Linked DNA regions of Homo sapiens: region 1 is linked to region 2. A link is an interaction called in ENCODE POLR2A ChIA-PET data of the cell type or tissue named here. Cell type or tissue: GM12878. All regions are shown on one strand.

What was found. Peaks named below come from ENCODE experiments on the same cell type or tissue, not always from the same donor. Only the 100,000 strongest peaks of a DNase experiment are listed, where the experiment ranks them.
Region 1: POLR2A ChIA-PET joins it to region 2 with 6 read pairs; 4 of 35 experiments call an interaction of 5 or more read pairs at or near these places.

Annotation. Positions count from the first base shown.
Region 1 is chr15:57,023,708-57,026,207 of GRCh38, reverse strand. All of the region lies in intron 3 of TCF12 (transcription factor 12), which reads right to left. Among named protein-coding and RNA genes, the nearest start is that of TCF12, 110 kb to the right of the region's middle. In GM12878, no CTCF peak of the experiment used is centred here; no DNase peak of the experiment used is centred here.
Region 2 is chr15:57,117,428-57,119,927 of GRCh38, reverse strand. The region is part of intron 5 of TCF12 (transcription factor 12); the gene reads right to left. Among named protein-coding and RNA genes, the nearest start is that of SNORD13D, 160 kb to the left of the region's middle. In GM12878, no CTCF peak of the experiment used is centred here; a DNase peak (open chromatin) is centred at 1,313; H3K4me3 peaks cover 756 bases; H3K27ac peaks cover 1,790 bases.

The sequences.
Region 1 (2,500 bases), 94 kb after region 2:
TTCCCATTTGTTTACCATATATTGTCTATGGCTGCTTGCTTTCATGTTACAACTGCAGAGTTAAGTGGTGACACAAAGCCCACAATGTTTACCTGGTCCTTTCCAAAAAGAATTTTCCTATCTCTGTTCTAGAGGAACACCAGAGAAATCTATATTATCTTCTACATGACAGCATTTAAAACTCTGGAGAGTATTATTCCTGTACATTCTCAGTCTTCCCATTCCCAGTTTTTTAACTGTTCCTACAAGAACATTTTCAGTAGCTCAAATCCTAAACATGCCTTTCTAAGTCACTACAGTTGACGAGTGACCCTCTTAAAGTATGAAAATGAATTCATCATCTCAGCGAAGATTACAAAGGAACCACTACCATCTATGATTCTGACACCACATTTCTATTAACACAGTTTAAGGTTTCATTCTACGTTTCATCACACTGGTGACTAACATTTCTTACGTAAGAACTTTTATTTTGTAAACTGATGTACATGAATTACTTTTATAAATAAAAACACTGTATGAGGAGCTATCATACAAATTCTTTCAACACAACTTCTCTGCATCTGGAGACCAGGCGCATTTCAAGTATTTAAAGCTCTTAGGTGGTAATCTTCTCTTTCTCTTCACTTATTATAGGCTACAATTCCATCCCATTGTGTCATTTAATACATGATTTCCAGACTGAGGATTATTCTAACTGAAACAAAACAGGTTCTGTGGTCAAAATTCCAAAGGGAAAATTCAGGTGCATAGATAAGAAATGTGAAAACGCAAGCAGGAGTGCCCCAAAGAAACCTCAATAAATGTGATTTTAGTGAAAAGGGCACAGGCTGGGGGCGGTGGCTCATGCCTGTAATCCCAGCACTTTTGCAAGGCTGAGGCAGGCGATCACTTGAGGTCAGGAATTCGAGACCAGCGTGGCCAACATGGTGAAACCTCCTCTCTACTGAAAATACAAAAATTAGCCGCACATGGTAGCAGGCGCCTGTAGTCCCAGTTACTAGGGAGGCTGAGGCAAAAGAACAGCTTTAACCCAGGAGGCAGAGGCTGCAATGAGCTGCGATCGTGCCACTGCACTCCAGCCTGGGCGACAGAGCGAGCTGAGCCTTGGTCTCAAAAAAAAAAAGGTAGCGGGGACACAAACTTATAAATCACATAGGACTAGATTTGAATTTAGGTGCTGTTCCATCATAGCTATGCAACACATTTTCATAATTTCAAAAGCAGATTAAAAATACAATGAATAAGCCAGATATTACCTTGACTACCTTTAAACATAAAACATAACCCAACATTTTAATGTAGGATTTACCTTTTCCTAACCTCAGCCTTCTAGCTTGAAGAATTCGTTCCTCTCCCTTACCTACCTTATCCCAAAGGGAAGTGAGCTTGTTGACGAATGTGCATGGTTCTTTTATATGTGGAGCTAATGTAATAAAAAGCTGCCAATATTACTGATTGGCACTATTCTTCCAATTACTGATTGGCACTATTCTTCTTACTATGGAATGGTCTAAGTCAGAAATTCTGGGTATTTTCTTTGCAGTACCGGCAAGCTCCTTTGGCAGCAGCTCTAAAGCCATGAATTCTGATCATCTTATCATTAATAAAGCTGACATTCCAGTCTTACTATGTTACTCTCTTGTATCTTATTTTTCATTTGGTTCCAAACTCAGGATCAAGAACCTTTTTTGGGTTGGGTGCAGTGGCTCATGCCTGAAATCCCAGCACTTTGGGAGGCTGAGGCAGGCAGATGACTTGCAGTCAGGAGTTCAAGACCAGCCTAGCCAACATGGTGAAACCACATCTCTACTGAAAATACAGAAATTAGTTGGGTTTGGTGGCGGGCGCCTGTAATCTCAACTACTCAGAAGGCAGGAGAATAGCTTGAATCCTAGCAGAAGCTGCAGTGAGCCGAGATCGCACTACCTCACTCTAACCTAGGAGACAGAGCGAGACTCCGTCTCAAAAAAAAAAAAAAAAAAAAAAAAGACACTTTTTTGAGTATGGGTCCTCAGATTAGTTTTGCACTTTGCCTTTCTTGCCTGAGCCATACTCCTAACACATTGTTCACAGTTATTTGTCTTGCTTCTTTAAAGCAGGGGTCCACAACCCCTGGGCAACAGATTACTACCAATATGTGGCCTATTAGGAACCAGGCTCCACAGTAGGAGGTAAGCAGTGGGTAGAGAGCATTAAGGCCTGAGCTCCACCTCCTGTCAGATCAGTGGTCACATTAGATTTTCATAGGCACATGAACCCTGTTGTGAACTATGCAAGGGATTTAGGTTGCACGATCCTTATGAGAATCTAATGCCTGATGATCTGAGGTGGAATACTTATGTCCCAAAACTATCCCCTACAACCCTCACCATCCACAGAAAAGTGTCTTCCACAAAACCAGTTCCTGGTGCCAAAAAGGTTGGCACCTTTAAACTATAACAAAAACTAATGTATTTGCAAAGAAATAAATTCAGAATCACACAGATTTGTTTTTTCT
Region 2 (2,500 bases):
TTGAATACCCTGCATTTAGCTAAGGTTCTGAGACAGAAACAAGGTTGGTGGTCCAAAAAACTTTCAATGTAGTAATGTAAACAACTGATTTTTTTAAAGAGATATAAAGTACTATGGGAAAGCTTAAGAGAAAGAGGTGAATTCCTATTTAGGATTGCCACAGGATCACATGACGAATATTTACCAAGGATCTGCTAAATCAGTGATATTGTGATTCCACTGCCCATTCCTTTAAGAGTTAAAATATTCTAAAATCCAAAGTATACAGTATCCATATGGAGTGAGGGCTGTTGAATAAAGTAGGAGGAAGAAAAGAGACTCTATTTCTTAATTTTGTTTCCAAATAACACAAGGATGAAAAAAGAAACTTCAATTTTACTAGCTGGTTTACAATTATACTTGACTACGGAGTCTCAAAAATAGCATACAGTATCGTATCTAGTATGAAGAAGATACTTAAAAAAAAAAAGCTGTGGACCGGGTACGGTGGCTCATGCCTATAATTCCAGCGGTTTGGAAGGCTGAGCGGAGAGGATTGCTTCACATCAGGAGTTTGAGACTAGCCTGGGCACAATGTGAGACCCTGTCTCTACAAACACTGCCCACCCACCGACCTGCTGCCAAAAAAACAAAAAAACAAACAAACAAACAAAAAAACAAAACCACCATTAGCCAGTCATGGTGGTTCATACTTGCAGTCCCAGCTACTCAGGAGGCTGAGGCAGGAGAATCACTTGAACTGGGGAGGTGGAGATTGCAGTGAGCTGAGATCGTGCCACTGCACTCCAGCCTGGTGAAAGAGTGAGACTCCGTCACAAAAAAGAAAAAAGAAAGAAAACCTGTGAGGGTAGGCATGAAATAAATAGCCCTTCATTAACTGCAAATTCATGACTAACCTATCACAGTACATGATAAAACAAACAAGTTATTCTGAGAGAGTGGTTGATAGATAATACATTATATCCTTTGGGGGAAAAAAAAGGAAAAAAATGTTAGCTTTGAAAATCTGAACACTTTCTTTTTACCTCTATCTTAAGGAAAAAATAAAATATCTTCAGGCAAGTGTGTACATACACAGATATGGAAATTCAAGTATGGCTAGTGAAAGAATTAAAAATCAGTTTCTGGAATTCTAGCTAACTCTAAAGACACTTAGATTGCCTTTACACTGGTTAAACAAGACAAGAAAAACTGGAAAAGAAAATCACATTAGACATAAAAATCTGAAAATATACTGGCTACTTTAGACAAGTAGGTCTGAAGAAGTAACACATATATGCACAATGCAACCACTAACTGAAAAATCTAAAACTGAAAACGCAACCACTAACTGAAAAATGGTAAAAATTTTTCCACAGGCAAGTTCAGAAGGTTTCTGTTAACTGGGAGGCAAGTTAAGGGTAACAGCACTGTCTGAAGCTTAATCAAATTGGTAAGATGTCAAAGTATATCAAAAAAAGAAAAAAAAAGATATTTCAAATGAAGAGCACATACTGCTGATCCAAAGCACCCACTAAAGGGAAAAGAGGACCTTCATCTGTATAGTTTCTAGTTCAACTGCATCCAAAGTCTCAAGAGACAGTCAGTGATTCTTTAACATGGGTTAACAGAAATAAGAGTTAATTTGCTCAGACAAAATTCTTTCCTAATGAATCACTGCCCTTCAATTTGCTCTTTTATTTAACATTTACAAAGGTTGTTATTGACGTTTGCTGTATATCACTGCCAGGGGACCAAGCTGTGTCTGTGCTTAGAAAGAACACAATGGTGACAAGGCAGTGTTATAATCAACATAGAAGCTTGCCTTCCTCACACTGCCAAATATATCCTGGCCAAGCAACCTCATCCTAGACACTGCAGAGCCAATTAAATTGATCATTGTACTGAATACAAGATAAGCTTTCTGCAATGCAAGAACTGATAGAACAAAGATAACAGACAAAAATGACTCAATGAAATTATCAACAACAAAACTTAATTTAATATGCCTTCCCCCCCCTTATATTTCTATGGACAGACTATTGAAATATAAACTCTTCACAAAATAAAAACAATTTTTATAAAATATCTGCAAGCGTTCCATGTTTATAGTCTATAAAACCACTATGGAAATTATACAAGTATTTTAATAATAGTTTCATATTAATAATGGCATGATTCTAAATGAAATAAAATGGCCTTCATCCAAAGTTGGGGGAAATGTTATTACAAATTTTAATTTACCAATAACAGAAAATGCTAGAGTACTATCAATGTGCCAGGTACTACTTTCTGCATCAAGTATGTCCTTTAATTCTCAAACCAATATTACAATGTAAGTATAATTACTATCCGCATTTATATATTAAGAAACTGATGCTTACAAACAAGAGCCAGAATTTGAACCCAGATCATACTTGTAGGAAAGTAACTCTAATCCACAGTAACAAAGAAGTTTTGCTCATTCATGGCAGAGCTTAAAATTATAGCAACTCTTGAGGCTATTTTCTGTCAAAGTTAA